2 separate regions of the Mus musculus genome follow, and region 2 is linked to region 1. The links are chromatin loops, found by intact Hi-C in ENCODE. Cell type or tissue: left cerebral cortex. All regions are shown on one strand. Each heading gives the region's core, and the rest is flanking DNA. Links, peaks and the distances in the headings are about the cores only.

Region 1 (8,340 bases), core at 12-8,011:
TTGGAAAGTGTTTTTGTCTTAAGAAACACATATAAGCATGCTTCTTGCCACTTGGATAGTTGGCAGCCATTTTTGAAAGAAATTAGTAAAACGTATTAGTTATCAGTTTTTATGCAAAGCTAGGATTTTAGAAAACTCCAATCTGCTAAGACTTGATGGTTTCCGGGGCTTAAGATTGCTCACTGGCTGGAAAGATGGCTCAGTGGTTTGAAAAATCTACACGACCTAAGGGGACTCCGGATGACCAGCACACGATGCTCTGGAGATAGCTTTAGCTTCTCTTCTGTTCCTGAGATAGAAGACAGAAACAAAAGCCAAAAAAACAAAAAACAAAACAAAACAAAACAAAAAAACAACACCCCCCCCCCCAAACCTGGAAGCAACCCCAAGGGAGAAAGGGCTTACTTATTCCAAGCCTAGCTACAGGCCGTCATTTCCGGGATGTCACATCACACCCACAGCCCAAAGCAGGGGGAAATGACTGTTCTTAGTACAGAGTATGCATCCTCCACTCGAATAGCTGAGAACCCAAACCCACGGACTGGTTCCACCAACAGTGGTTGGGGTCTTTGCACATCAATTAATGTCATCAAGACACTACTTCAAAGATATGTCCGCAGGACAACCTGTTCTAGACAGTCTCTGAGATTTTCTCTGCAGGTGGTTCTATATTGTGCCAAGTTGACAATGCACACTAACCGCTGCACACAAATAGTTAAAAGATATTCAGTACGTTAAGCTAGACAACAGGCTTTCGTGTGCTTGACTTAAGAGCATCGGATATAGTTTCAGATTCTACATTGCAACTAACCTTTAAGAAATGATCCATTGTCAGATTTGAGTGTTGTATCATGTACATGGCTGCAGTTAGCTGTGCAGTATCCTATACATGTCTGTATTCGCTGTGCAGTATCCTATACATATCTGCAGTTAGCTGTGCAGTATCATATACATGTTTGTTTTAGCTGTTCGGTATCATATACATGCCTGCATTAGCTGTGCAGTATTGTATACATGTTTGCAATTAGCTGTGCAGTATCATAGATGTGTCTTCAGTTAGCTGTGCAGTATTATATGTGTCTGCAGTTAACTGTGTAGTATTACATATGTGTCTGTAGTTAGATGTGTAGTATCATACATGTGTCTGCAGTTAACTGTGTAGTATTATACATGTATCTGCAGTTAGTCATGTAGTATCGTACATGTATCTGCAGTTAGGTGTATAGTATCATACATGTGTCTGCGGTTAGTCATATAGTATCATACATGTGTCTGCAGTTAGTCATGTAGTATCATACATGTGTCTGCAGTTAGCTGTGAAGGCTGTTAAGCAGTTACCCACTTTCCATCTACATATCCAAGTAAGGCTGAATCTCCTTTGTAGACTTAACCAGATCAATGGCTCATGACAGATTGCTTGCAGAAAGAAAAGGAGAGCCCAGCCAGGCATGAAGATGTCATTCTTCCCAGGAAATTTTTCTCTTATCATGTGAAATAGAGGATTTTATTTCATAAAGTATTTTATAATAATGTCATTTTAAGTGAATTAATGTTATTTAATTTAAAATTTTTAATATATGGTATGGTAAACACAGATGGAACACACGAGGAAGAAAGCTGTTTGGAATTTGTCAGTGGTTTTAAAGAACATAGAGAGGTTTTGAGAATATATTGTTTCGGAACTAAGGATCTGAATATATAAAACAGAAAGGGTTTAATGCCAGGAATTGGATGCCTGCCAAACCGTTTAAAAGGCTGGTGGGGAAGAGATCAGGGAGAGCCCTCACTCAGGCTGGGACTGGCTCCACAGAGCTCAGAAGTTGCTGTAGCAGTCAGGAGCAACAGGCATTTCCCAGTGTCAGGACTGCAATGCTCACCATCAGACCGAGACTCATTTTAAATTTCTTTACTGTGGTAATTATCCTTATTTTTGGAAACAGCCATCGGTATTTGGGAGTGAAATGTCACAGCTCACATTAGCCAGAGAAGAAGGGAGGGGCACACATAAAAAGTGAGACGATATGAAGAGGTGTGCACAATTGGTACGGGTACACGGGATTTTCGGCCTTGTTTTTAAAACCTTGTCGTTTCAGGGTTTTCGAAATACATGTCTGGCAGAAACAGTATACCAGCATCAGGACCAATGAGTAAAAGTTTGGAAAATAAAGTTTGAAATACTTCCTGGGGTGAAGAATAGAGTGGACGATGACGTAATGTACTAAACAGACTTGTGGTGACCTCATCAGGGACACTTCCTCTTGGATAGATGGCAGTTGGCACAGAGACTCAGCCACCAGCCTGGGTGCGTGCTCAGCCCCACAGGGGATGCCTGAAGCACACGCCCCTCCCCACCCTCCTGAGATTCAGGGATCATTTCAGAGAGAAATGCCCCAGAGGGACTGTAAGAGCTGGAGACAAGACAGGGCACTTGAACATGTGTAGCCATAGATTATGACAGCACGCACAAGGCCTGTGTAAGGCGGAGAGTCCCCAGCCCCTGCTGAGGAACTCTTGATAATTAATGGCTTCTGGAAGGGGAAGAGTTGGCTTTCTTTAGGGCGTGGCCCCTGGTGAGTGGAACGAGCTCCATTGATGACCACACACCCTAGTACTAATTGAGCTGGATAGATTTTTAAAGAGCAGAAAAATAATCCAGGAAAGCAGGGGGCTGAATGGATATGGATTGGGGACTGGATCTGAAAAGAGTCGGGGAGGGGAATTGAATATGAAATTATGATAGAAATGTATTTTATGAAATTCGCAATTAATAAATAGAATTATTATCACAAGTGAAGTCATGGAAAGAAAAGAGAAAAAAATAAAATAATGCTTCACCAGGGAAGGGTCATGTCAAAGAAATGTGAATCTCGGAGCAGATGGGAAGGAGAGGAGCTACGTAGTAATGGGATAAAATTGGATGACATAATGAGGGCCCACCAGGAATGGAAGGAAAGAGCCTCATCAAGCCATAGCCTGAAACTCAGAATACCAAACGTGGGGACACCAGGAGCTGCCAGAACACATCCGAAGTTACCAGAAGACAGGTTTTACCTAAGGAGTAAATAGGACGAGTCCCTTGAATCCAGGAAGTAATCCCACAGGGGAGGAGGGGAGAAAAGGACTTCTGATGGAGATAAAGAGGGAGTCAGGATAACAGCTGGCAAGCAGGCCAGAGGACATAGTGCAAGATTGGGCAGTTTGCCCAGTGATTTGTTTACAAGCGGGAGTTCAAAAGCAAAACCACCCAGAACCAATGGACTGTCTAATGACTATATTGAGAGCATTAATATTTTTAGAGAGTCAGGATTATATAGAAACTGAAAGCTAGCCAAACTCTAGGGAAAAGTAATAATTGGGTAGAGAAAAATGTAATCATTATTCACTGCGGAATGTGGCCTTGATATAATACAGTAAGATAAATAAATAATGCTATGATGGATATTGACAACCAACAGCTATATAGTACAAACCCACTGGAAGAATACAGAGAAGCATTTGCATGCAGAGTTGGGGATGGGGCACAGAGGGGAGAGACGAGAACAGTCAGTCGGTGGGGTGCAGTCTGGAAGAGTGCTGTCTAGGAACACAGAAGTAATTAGCAGGAGAAACAGCTGCAGGATTTAAGATTGGATTTTCCGAGAGGATGAAATTGGTTTTGAAGTAAAGGTGGATCCAGCTTTTGTGTTTGACCTTTACCCTGTGGAATAACTTGATTTTTCTAAGCTGCAAGCTGTTCGAAACCTCTTTTAGCCCATCAGTGGTTTGTTTCATTTTGTTTTGAGATGGGCTTTCACTGTGGCGACCCATGCTCTTGGCCTCCGTGGAACAGCTCCGGCCTTAGCCTCTCAAGTGCTCGGATTACAACATGTACCACACCAGGCCCATCTGTGCGTATCCACGCATGCCAGACATCGACACTGGGTGTCTTCCTCAAAGCAATTGAGAGCACTCTTGTCGTGCAGGGGTTGTAAGGGCAGAACGGACCTTGTGTAGGAAGCACTTTACCAACTGAACCACTTCCGCAGCGTTCCCTGCCAGTCATGACTCATTTAGTACAGCAGCGGGGAAGATGCAGAACGGTGGGTGCTCGGGTCGTAAGGAGACCTCTGAGCCTTGTTGTACAGTCTGTCACCTGTGAAGCCTGCTTTGCAGTGACCACTGTTCCTCCACACCAAGGTCGTGTTAAAGGTGCCTGTGGTGCTTCCTAGGTACCTCTTATGACGCCACTTACCTTTGGTATAGTGCATATCCACAGGTACAATCAATGTTAACACAGGGAGCATGCTGTCTGTATTTGTAGCTCCAATTGTAGTCCTTAGAATTGAAGTAGAAGTCCTAATTTCAGGATATAAATAGATGAGTAAATATAAATAGGAAGACATTTGGCACATCAAAGCTAGAGACATGTTGTTAGAGTATTAACTATGTGTTGTTCTGCGTTTGTTATTTTCCATGGGCAGGGTTGCCAGATGACTGGATTCCGAGCCAGCAGTGGGGTACAAGCTTTTTTAATGTTTTCATTCGAGATCTAGTTTGGTTATTGCTCGTCATCCTCTTTCTCCTTGGAGAACTAGGGTGCCTTGTAAATGTTAGACAAGAGCTCTACCAGTGAACTTCATATCCACAGTGCTTTCTTTCTTACAAGGGGAAAAAAATCTCTGCAAACCAAACTAAAATCCCTACAAATGCAAACATTGGCTTTCTCCTAGGAGAAGTGTGATGTTGAGCAGGCTGGCCTTCATCTGTTAGCAGAAAAGATCTAGAGCCTGGTATGTGCCCGGAGCAGTCCTATGTGGGCTCTGTTCAGAGTGCAGCGCATTGTAGAACTAGATGGGGGCAAACATCATCAAAGAAAAAGAGCAAGGTGGGAGAAACGGGACAGAGATGCTGCTCAGGATGGTAAGATGTGTCCCAAGCCAATCTGGGGGCAGCCTCTGCAGTCTGGGTCCAGCGTCTGTAGTACAGAGCCAGCATCTGCAGTGCAGGGCCAGTGTCTGCAGTCTGAAGCCAGTGTCTGTCCTCCAAGCCCAGAGTTTGCAGTCTGGGGCCAGCATCTGCATTCTAGGGCCAGCATCTGTAGTGCTGGGTCAGTGTCTGCAGTTTGGAGTCAGCGTCTCCAGTCCAGAGCCAGCGTCTGCCGTCCGGGGGCCAGCATCTGCAGTGCAGGGCCAGTGTCTGCGGTGCAGGGTCAGTATCTGCAGTCCGGGGCCAGCGCCTGCAGACCAGGGCCAGGGACTGATTTTCATCCCGCTCTGTGTTGCTTGCTTTTCACAGCTGGTCTGTGCATCACTTTTATCATTTTGAAAGTGTCACCATTTCTGTCTGAACTCTCCTGCCAGGCCAGACTTGGAGTAAATCACCAAGTCTTAGGAGCCCTGACACAGATGCCATCTGCCACAGGCATCTTCCCTTCTGCCTTTGTCCTTCCCGGCTGAGCTCCAGATTGTAGAAGACATCTAAGGTAGGTGAGGTGATGGGCAGGGTTGTGTTGTTGTTGTTATTGTTGTTGTTGAGCATACCTAGAACTCCCTAGCACTGAACTGTGTGTCCTTCTAAGGGAGGCGCTTGTGACCCGAGGTCACAGTCTTGCAGGAAGCTATACTCCTGCCACATGAGTACAGCAGGATGAACCAGCTGTGGAGATCATTTGGGCTCAGAACTCTTCAGTCTTCTTTCAGTAGCTGACTTACCTCCTAGAGACTGGATATGAAGGGACAGGCCAGGCACATGTCCAGAGGCTGGGCACACCCACAGCCTGCTGCGGAAGGGAGGTCCTCAGTCTTAGCTAAGGGAGAGTCCATTTGAGGCCAGTGGCCAGCTGAGGCAGTAGACCTTCATGAGAGTCAGGTAGCAGCCAGGTCAGGAGGCACTTTTTTGGGCTAGCCTGATGTCTTTGTCACTTTTTGGTCTCAAGTGAGTAGCAGAAGCCTCAGCCCAGAGCTTTAGGTTGACAATAATTGCTTCATCTTTCCCACCCAGGAGACAGAAAAGTTTCCGACAAAAAATAGCTTGCCTTTTCCACTGTGTGTGGATGAGATCACAGTTCCGATCCCAGAAATTCTTGTAGTTCTGTTTTGCATCTATATACAGTTTGCACAGTAGATGCCGAAGGAGATCCAGAAAGAGGCTGGCCTGTTCAAAACCCAGTGAGGAGAACATTTACCAGGCAGCGCTGTGTAAGTGTTTAGAAGCGAAGACATGCCCACCAGCCAGTTTACGTCACTTTCCACGGGGGACGGGAGGAGTGAAGGGGGAAAACCACTGTTTGCAGAAAACACTTGGACAAGAGGCAGGGGCTGATGGCTGTGTGGACTGTTGGTTGCAGTGGTGGTGGTTTTAGGATTCAGGGACACAGATGTGTTGGGGTTAAGGTTCATAGGTCAGCGACAGAGAGAGATTGGGAGAGCAAGAGAGGGCTGAGAGCGAGCAGTGCTGATAACAGAAACTCAGGTTGGCTCGGCTGGTTTTCTCCCGAGGAATGTATCAGTTTGCTGGATGACAAACATGACCTAATGTAGTGTTAATTTTCAAAACCATTTGCAAGGCTTTTCCTAGTGTCCCTGAGACATAATTCAGTAAAGCTCATAGATGTCAATTGGGGCCCACTGGGAAATAATTTTCAGCTTAATTCAAGGCTGGGAAATTGGTCTTGGATTCTCCTTGTTGAGAGGTCTGTGGCTCTGAGGCACGGAGGCTAGGGCTGAGGGATGCAGAGGAGGCTAGGAGGTCTTGAGACCTCTGTGGCTCTTGACAGGCCTTAGAGGTAGGTGTGGGAGAAGAAACGATGCTGGTTTTCCTGTGAATTCATTGGGATGTTGGGTTGCCGTGGTGAGGGGCTATTGTAGGTAGTAGCCTCGCATGCGCGGTGGTCGGCTTGGTAGACCAGCCTTACCTTCAGTTCCTCCTCCCCTCAGACTGTCCCCTGAGCAGAGTAAGTGCTAAGAGGTGGCTTTTCTCTGCCCTGTTCCACTGGCAGGAAGAAACTTGCATGTCCTAGAGGGGACTGAACTCAGTGCTAGCTGTTTGTGACAGAAGAGTGGGGGTTGGGGGATGAAGTGGCACAGTGACCTCTGCCCCTAGAAGGTAGCTGTATGCCACTGGTAGGGCATCCAGTGTACTTTCATGTGCACAAGTACACATAGTACCAGTACGCTGCAGAATGCAGAAGCAGACCTTGGCAGTTCTGTGGTAAGTGACAGTATGGCATTGAGGAGGCCTCACAGGGCGCAAGGTGCTTTGGCGAGAGTAAGACAGCTCTGAGAGAGACGGTTCAGGAAACCCAGCACAGCTGGACTGCAGAATGGCAGGAACAGGATGTGACTCTGCTGGCTTGTAGGCTCCGTTCTCACGTGGGGATGTCAGTCAGACGTTGACTGTTCCGCTGACATCTTAGATTAACAGCCACAGACACGGTTAGCTGGCGACCCAGACAGAGGTTTCAGTAATGATTCCCAGCTTTTCACTGAAGCTTCAAGACATCGGTGTCTGCCATTCATGAATCACAGTCTGCCACAGCCTCACTTGGCACCATGGTGACGTTGAATCAGATCTTTGATCCGGCACTCGCTGTTGCCCTTTGTCGTCTCTTCAGAAGTGTGTTTATGCACTAGGAATTGTGTCCCACAGGCTAGACCCTGTTCATGAGCACAGAGGCATAGGGAAGAAAAAGCTGGTGGCTGTCGCCATAGTAATACACCACCTCACCAGAGGGCAGTGTGGGGGTATGGCTGAGTGTATTGGAAGCCAAGGCTTTGTGGTCTTTTCACATGGCTGGGGGCTCCCCAGTAGGCAGGTAGAAGACAGCCATCCTTGCTTTCCAGATTAGTGTGTCTTAGTGTGTGTGCACGTGAATGTACATGTGTTCATCTGCATGTCTGTATCTTTGCTCTCGTCCTGTAAGGGGGTTGAGGTCAACTTCAGCTGTCTTCCTCAGTCACTCTCCTTTCATTTTTTAAAACTTTTTTTTTTTTTTTAATCTTACTAACCTGGAGCTCATGGGGTCAGCTGGGCTGGCTGGCCAGTGAGCCCAGGGGTGCTTCTGTCTCTGCTTCTCTAGTGCTGGGATAATAGAGGTGCATCATCATGCCTGGCTTTCTATATGGATGTGGAGGATCAGATTCAAGCCCTCAGTCTTACACACCAACTGCTGTACCAACTGAGCCACCTCCCCATTGAGAGCTTTAAAATGCAACACACACACACACACACACACATACACACACACAGAGACACACAAGTCTGTGAATCAAGACTAAAGGAAGTGACGAGAGAAAAATCGTTTGTTGGGATGTGATATTAAGCTGTAACAGCATTTGGAGTTAAGGGTTGTATTATTTTCAG
Region 2 (8,340 bases), core at 188-8,187, 55 kb before region 1:
CTGAAGTCCTAGTCTGCACCCCTTTATCATCATATTGTCTCCTTTCTCCACTCTTCTTTGGGTACATTGTTATTTCAGTTCACGGAGCTTATTTTTAAGTCTTAGAGTGACACACACACACACACACACACACACACACACACACACACACACACGTCACACACATGCCTTTCATTGAAAATAGATTCTGCCCCCCACCCCTGCAAATAATATATCCTGATTGTGTTTTCCTCTCCTCCCCCTCCCCCTGATCTACTCCCTTTCTCATTAGAAAACAGACAGACTTCTAAGGGATAATGATAAAATAGAATAAAATGTAATAAGATAAAACAAAAAACTTAACACATCAGACTTGGACAAAACGGAGTCCCAATAGTGCCCGTGGTACAGTAGTGCAGTGGGTTAGCCTGTGGCACGCATATGTCGGTGCAGAGTTGGGCAGAACAAGCAGAAGGAAATGGGCTGAGGAGGAGGCACAAGCATCAGAGACCCACTTGTTCATGTACTTGGGAATCCATAGAAACACTAAATTGGAAGCCATGATAGCTCTGCAGAGGGCCTGGTGCAGACCTGTCTTGCAGGCCTTGTGCACGCACGCTGCCTCAGTCTCTGCGGGTTCTTGTTTTCTTGGTGTTCTCCATCCTCTTAGACCCTCTCTGCCTCCTTTCCACTGAATTCTGAGGGGAGGGGTTTGGTGGAGACGTCCTCCTGTTTAGGACTAAGGGTTCCAGGGTCTCTCTCTCTGCATGGCTCCTGGTTGTGGGTCTGTGTACTTGTTCCCATCTGCTGCAGGAGGATGCTTCCTTAGGGACTTCTAAGCCTGAGGGCCTTTTCATGCACACGTCCACTTAGGCTTTGGTTTGCTCCTCCCCTGTCTTTTCTTTTTGGGGTGTTGGCTGTTCTTCTCTCTGTCACAGAAATAGTTTTAAAGCTAATTTTCTAAATATATGATTCCTGTACCCAGTGAGATGGCACCAAAAATGCTGGGACCAGAAGTCCTGATGACGGCCTCCCATGCTGTGTGAAGGATGCTCACAGGTAGCATCCATTCCTTTCCTGAAACACTTGGCACAAACTGGCTTTACTAAAGGAGGGGCCAGATTCTGGCATTGGAGGCGCAGTCTTGGCGTGGGGTGTGTCCTAGCTCTCGAAATCGACTTTCATCAGAAATTAATGGCTGTCTTTCTCCCTCACACATGGAACATGCTGGTTATGACCAAATTATGCCCCGTTCCTGGAACATGCCCAGTTCAGAGATGAGCCCCTCACTTGAGTGAGAAGCTTTGTAATGTGTTAGAGCTGATGTGTTCTCTGATGAATGTCTGTGGAAACTTGGGATTATTTTCTTAACCTGCTCTATCCAAAACCAACTTGACCCTCCACTTGTTGTTATTTACTTAATATGCAACAAATAACACCAATGTTGCCTTAAGTGAAACTGATTGAAATAGCCACACACAGTTTTCAAAAATGGCCAAAGCAGCAGTAAGAGCAGCAGCATCATAGCTTGCCATTCCAGGTTGCCTTTGTGGTGGTGCCTGAAAGGGAAGGTAGATGAACTTAGCAAACCTTTGAAACGGACTTTTGGGGGTGATGTTTGGTCCTTCCTTGTTGGACACCAGCATGGAAAGACAGCAGTGAGGCCTGCAAGGGCCAGAAGTGTATTGTTCGCAATCCTGATTTAATGGTACTTGAAGGAAAATGGATGGTGAGAGACCCTAGTCCTCATGGGAGGAAGTGAACCGACGATAGAGGTTGACTTGGTACGAGGCAATCTCACTTCATTCAAAGGCACATAGAAGAAGGCCAAGAGGATAGGGCAGACTCTGGAGTCCAGGGCTCTGCTAGCCCAGCCGCTGAGCACTGATTTCTGCTGTTTCCCCAGGCACCTTGTTGTCCAGTTGTCCTACTAACCCAAGAAAGGATGAAGTCAGTAATATGTGAGCTGGCTTGGAACGCAGGCTCAGGCTGGCAGGCAAGTGTTGCCGTTGCGTTGTCCAGAGCTGTTTGCCCTGAGTCCTGGCTTCTGCCGAGGTGAAAGTGTAACTTGATCACTTGATTCATAATGAAGATGTTTAACACTCCTCAGGCACCATGTGGATCAGAGGACTAGGGAGACAGGCATGGCGGGCATCTAAGCGGCTGGCGGGCACATTGTCTTTTTTCTGCTGTACTCCTGAGGCCTCCCCAGTGTTGAGGGGCTGATTTGTTTCATGGACTGCATCTCAAGATTTCAGGCATTTCATTCCAAGGAACATCTTTTGTAGCATCCTACTTAGGCACCAGCAAAGCTTAAGCAGATGCAGACTGCATCATCTGGACCATCCTGGTCCTTTCCAGGTGTGAGGAGTTCTTTCATGAGCACCAAACTTTACTATACGATGGCTAGAACACACCAATCCCTCCTTTAAGAAACGTTTGAAGGAACAGTTGTGAGCTCATGAGCAGGTGATGACATTGGTCCATGTTTTACCTTTAAAATGGTTTCTTATCCTTTAAAGTCCAAAGAAATGGCTGGACTTGTAGTTCAGGTGGAAGAGTCTTTGCCTAGAAGAAACCCTTGGTCCCATATCTGGCACCACAAAAAACTAGGCATGGTGCCACCTGCCTACAATCATAGCACTTGGGAGTTGGAGGCAAGGAGATCAGGTTCAAAGTCATCCTCCTCTACAGAATCAGTTTCTCTCTTTTTTTCTTTTTTTAAAGATTTACTTTTTTTTTTTTTATATACATTGGTGTCAACCTGGGACACCCAAGACATTGTCTCTAAATAACACAAGATACAACAAATGTTACTGCTGATCAAATGCGTAAACAACAGGTGGGCCACTTACTTAGAAACATCAGAGGAAAATGGGCCATCCTGCATGCTGTGATCTCTAACAGATATTGGTGTTACCCACGGAGCTGTGTGAGAACGTGGGCGGTCAGCAGGACCTTCCAAACCTGCCTGCCATTGCTCTCTCGTTTACCATTAATGACCCTTGGACAGCGCTGTGCAGTTCTAACTCGTCGGAGAACGAGGAATTTAAGGGTTAGGGATGACTATTTCTGTGACTATTTCTGTGACCTCTGACCCTAACCTAGAGCTATTTGACTTTCGAAAATTCCCAAGTGTTTTTCTTATAAAGTCCTCTCTCCAGTCCCCCCCCCAATTTGAAAATGAGATCATGTTCTGTTTTGTCATGTATCTGCTACGAGAAATGAAGAGCGGCAGCAAGAGATCACAGCATTGATGAATCGGTACAGCTGTGGAAAACTGAGGTGTTCCTAATGTCTTATACTAATCATTACTTCTTAAATACGCTTTAATGTATTCATTCCTGAAGACTCAGGACGTACAAACCATGTAAAGGATCTGTCAGCCCCTCAGAGCCCCTGCTCTTGGCTGGGGCTCCCCTGGCTACAGCCCCTCAGAGCCCCTGCTCTTGGCTGGGGCTCCCCTGGCTACAGCCCCTCAGAGCCCCTGCTCTTGGCAGCAACCCCCCCACCCCCACCCCTGGCTGCTGATGGCTTCTTTCTGCCACAGAGATGCCTTCACTGCAGCCCCTGGGGCCCTTTCAGGAAATTGAATCAAGTTTGCTCACATGGCCGGGGCTTCCAGGCAGTCTGGTGTATGAGCTCTGCTGTCCTGTCCCTTGTCCCGTAGTGGTTTCTATCAAAGCCTCTGGAGTGATTTCTTTTGTATTTGCTTGCTTGGTCTTTGTCTTTTTCACTGAATGAGCTTGGTGACCTTAGGGACTGAGTCACTGTAGTATCAGTGTCTGAGAGTTGGAGGGGCTTGATAGGGGCTCGTTAAATATCTAGTGAATGGATGGCTTCTGTTTGTTTCTCTTTGAATACCCAAGTGCACACTAGGACACAATTGCATATGGTTGTTGTTGTTGCAGAATTCTCTGTTCTGTCCACCCCCCACCCCGACCCAATCAGTACGGCTCTTTTTCATTTTAAATCACAAGGTTGCTAGGTCTGTGATGGTAACTCTTTGGGTTTATCATGAGGGCTTCCAAAAGCCCGGCCTGGTAGGGCACATCTGTAATTCCACAGGTTCTTCAAAGAGCTGGAAAGCCTCAAGTTGTCAGCAACCTGGTGTGTGAAGCTGTGAACAAGAGAACCCGCCTCAGAGCAGATGGAAGGCAAGGGCCCACACCTGACTTTGACACATGCACTGTGGCATGAGCCCCCCTGCACCGCGCACACGAACATGTATGTGCACATGTGTATGTAACACATGTGCAAAGAAGATGAAATCATGACATAGCTTTTGAAAAAGCACTAAGAGTTGCTGTTTGTAATATTTATGTTTAATGAAAATAGATACACGTAGCCTTGCTGTTTTTACCACTTCAAAAATACTCAGCCAGATTTAGATCTCTTTGGATAGCAAGTCTTTTTTTCTTTTTGTTTTGGAATAAGTTAAATCCTGCATAGACATCGTAAATACAGTACAAAGATTTTGTGTACACCCTTTACGCAGCTTCCTTTCGCATTATCAGTGTTTATAACTACTGAGTAATTCCAAACCAGGCGATGAGACACCCCAGAGCCCAATCTGCAGACTCCTCATGCATCCCACGCGTCGTCCTCCGTGTCCTCTGCCTTGGCTCTGGTGCAGGCCCGGCTGCCAGGATCTATCACTGGTCAGCTCTGCACTCCCCAGCAGCTCGGAGGATTCTTTAGCCGGCTCTACCAAGGCTTTCGGTGAGCACCAACCAGTGGCAGGGCCTCACGAAGTCCACAGATACCGTAAGTTGATGGTGAGTCGGGATAGTAAGTGATGGAGTGTCTAACCCTGGCCTCGGGTAAGGCGATGGCTGCTTAGCTTTGCTGTAAACTTACTGTTTGCCCTCTGTAATAGATAAATGTCTTGGGAAGACATCCCCAAATGGACTTTTTTGTGTTTCTCCTTATCTTTCTCTCACTGAATTTAGCATCTGTCAGTGGATTTTACCAGGGACAGTTTCTGATTACCAAGGTGTTTGCCTAGTGGTGATTTCTCCTCCTTTCATATTCACTCATTTTAATTCTGTGAGGAGGGAGGGGCTGTTCCATCTCCTCTAGATATGTCCTTATTCAGTAGTATATTTGAAAATTGAGTTAATATTTACTTTCCATGGTTGCAATCTAAAATATGTACTCCGACCCCCATAATATTCCCCACTTTTCAGATTGCTTCAGCTTTGGCTGTTAGCAAACTTGGGGTTGGCCCCGCCCCCCTGCTGACATGCCCCATCTTCTGTGTGCGTCTTCTGTTGTGGCACTCCAAGGTGTCTCCAGCTCGTCCATATTTCACCCACTCTGTCCCTGAAATATAGTGTATTTCTTATTGAAGAATCATAATATCCAGAGAGTGTAGTTGGATGTTCAGACAGGTCATTGCTCCTCTAGATCCTTTCAGTTTCTTCTGGGAAACACACACACACACACACTACCCAGTATATGTATGCATGCACATATACTTACACAATACATGAATATATACATACACATATGCTATATACATACCTATATTTATCTGTGTGTTTGTGTATGTGTTTACATATCGACATATTCCTCTCTCTGACTCCAGTCTGATACCATAAGGTACATTTTAGCATCCTCCTTTCCTTTGCTTGAAACTGACTTTTAAGAATGAGTAACAGTATATTTACTTACTCAATTCATTGAATTATTGAAGACTGAACTGGAGCAAGAGAACCAGTGGGAGATATACCACACATCTTTCAAGGAGTTGGTTGGCCTGTGTCAAGATGGCGACTGGCCTGGCTGAACCCCAACTCCAGATCTGTGACATAGGACAGATTTGAACTGTCAACAGGTGGGATTTTATCTTCAGGAAACCGTCAGTTGCTCTTGGAAGGCTTTCCAGCTTTGCGAGTCAGGGTTCTATCAGGGTGGTTCTATAGCACGTACATGAAACAGTTTATGAGAGAAACGCTTATTTGTAATTTACGACTTGGTTTGTTGTGTCTCTGTCTCATGCAGCTCCAGGCCCAGCAGCTAGTGCTTAGTGACCGTCTGTCAGGTGGGCAGAGTGAGAAAGGCCTCCCATCCTGATGTGTTATTATCACTAGTTTTAGCCTTTGCCAGCGTTTCCATTAAGAGACAAGAACAAAGTGAAAAACCCAACATGGAAGGATATAGAGACAAGAGCTGAGGGTTAGGTTAAGACTACTGACGCGTTTGCCGCCTGCTTCTTCTATGGCTCCCTCTGGCAGTTCTGCTTTGGTTAGTTTTTAATCCAGCTCACCCAAGTTTCAAGCTTCAGGATAGGTGAAAGGTTTGCTGAGGGCAATGTCAGTATTAGATAGTGGAGATTTGCATGCTTGGGTTTTTTTGTTTGTTTGTTTGTTTGGGTTTGTTTTTTTTTTCTCGAGACAGGGTTACTCTGTATAGCCCTGGCTGTCCTAGAAATCACTTTGCAGACCAGCCTGGGCTCGAACTTAGAAATCCACCTGCCTCTGCCTCCCAAGTGCTGGGATTAAAGGTGTGCGCCACCACGCCCAGCGCTTGTTTTTTTTTTTTTTTTAAGAGTAGCAGGAGAATACACATTTGCCCAAGTGTCTGGCCAGGGTGTCTACTTTGCCTTGCACTGGGTCTATTGAGAGGAAAGGCTTTGCTGTTGAAGAGTATATATCCTAGTGAACATCACCATCTAGATATGATGCTCCTAGGGGCTCATATACTGAGGTTTGGCCTGCAGCTGTGGATCCAGTTCCTGAGAGGTGATTGGGCCCTGTCAGCTGTGACATCATTGGTGGGAATAACTACTTATGGATTCATAGTATGGTGGCCATTATTGGCAGATGGTGAACGCAAGAAGTGGAGTGAGGCCCGTGTAGGTGACATAGGTTTCTGAATGTGCTTTGGAAAGGATTGTGTTGTCCTGTGCAACTTCTGGCTGCTGTTAAGTGTTCAGCTCTCCCTACCACGTGCCTACCGCCATGATACTCATGCCTTGCTATGAACCTGAAGACCTGGTAGCAGGAAACCATGCACTGAAGCCTCTGAAGACGTGAGTCGGAATGTGTTGCCCCAGATGTTTGACAGAGTGGTAAAAAACCGTAGCATATGCACTTTCTGTTTTCATATTTTCTCTTCCAAAGTGAAAAGATATTGAGTCTCCTCAATGTTGAGGTAGAATCCTTTTTTCTTGTTTTCCTTTTTTTTTTTTTTTAATAACACTGCTTAGGTTTATAGAAGCCAGAAACTAGGTTGTCTTTCTTTTGCTACTACAGAAAAACTAGTGTAATGAAATACAAAACTACAAAATTGGGTAAACTTGGATCTGTCAATTTAATGTGGTAAATGACATTGTTTGGCTAAAAAAAAAAAGTCTAATCTGCAGTAGAGCATTCTGTGTTGACTGGTGGCTTGCGTCTGGCCTGCTGCGGCTGCTATGGGATGTCTCTTCCCTCTTGTGGCTCTGTCTTGAAGCCACTGTTGTCTTGGGTTTTGTATAGTATAGCATGGTTTTCTCATGTCCTTCTGTTGTCCCAAATGGGTCATCTATATAACCTACCTCAGTTAGGTTCTTGGTGTTGGATGATGAGAGATTCACTTGCTCCATTTCAATTGGAAGTCAGTCAAGTCAGGGCACTGAAGAGGAAAACACCCCATGCTTCCCCAAGAGTATTCTCATGAGTCCCTCCTGCTGGCAAAGCATCGGTTCATTAGAGAAGGGTCCTAGTCCACCAGTCCCAAAGGATGCATCCCCCGATGGACTGGAGGTACAGGGTACCTACCATATGTGGTATAGGAGATGCTACTAGCTTTGCTGTTGGAGCAAAAAGATGGAGCAGCAGGGAAGGACATGTCACACATCTAAGCGCATGCTCACGGCACAGATGGTTCAGTATCACTAATACAGAGAGAGAACTTTAGGGTTGGGGATACACGCCACCAGTCCTCACCCACTCAGTGTATAGTTCCATTGACACTGTCCACCAGTAGAGCCCTGAGCACCCTCAGCGCCCCCTCCTGGCAGTTTGTGGTTAATTTCCATTCCCTGCCGGATTCTGGGCAACTGTTTTTCTCTATATATAATTTTGCCCTTTTTAGAAAATTTCATTTGAATTGGATCATTCAGTAGGGAGTCATTTGTGCCTGGCTTCTGCCACTGAGCTTAGAGTCTCAGTGTCCCTTCATGTTACAGTACGTAACATTCTGTTTTATATCCACGTACTCTGGTGTGGGTATACCACATTTGGTTTAGCCATTGACCAGGTGATGGTCACATAATCCATTTTCCAGTTAATGGATATTGGCTTGTTTTGATTTTTCTTTGGTAGGTTCTTAGTAGCAAATTACTTGAATCTTACAGTAAGTCTGTGGTTAACA

What was found. A loop is a pair of places that touch in the nucleus more often than their neighbours do. Peaks named below come from ENCODE experiments on the same cell type or tissue, not always from the same donor. Only the 100,000 strongest peaks of a DNase experiment are listed, where the experiment ranks them.
Region 2: it touches region 1 in a loop (2.5-fold over the local background); 4 of 42 quality-filtered maps call a loop at or near these places.

What each region holds. Positions count from the first base shown.
Region 1 is chr14:48,195,230-48,203,569 of GRCm38, forward strand. The region is part of intron 2 of Peli2 (pellino 2); the gene reads left to right. It also overlaps the pseudogene Gm6498. Among named protein-coding and RNA genes, the nearest start is that of Gm52144, 6.5 kb to the right of the region's middle. In left cerebral cortex, for the core only: a CTCF peak has its summit at 7,719 (motif pointing right); a DNase peak (open chromatin) is centred at 4,609.
Region 2 is chr14:48,139,908-48,148,247 of GRCm38, forward strand. The region is part of intron 1 of Peli2 (pellino 2); the gene reads left to right. Among named protein-coding and RNA genes, the nearest start is that of Peli2, 23 kb to the left of the region's middle. In left cerebral cortex, for the core only: a CTCF peak has its summit at 7,982 (motif pointing left); DNase peaks (open chromatin) are centred at 4,615 and 7,897.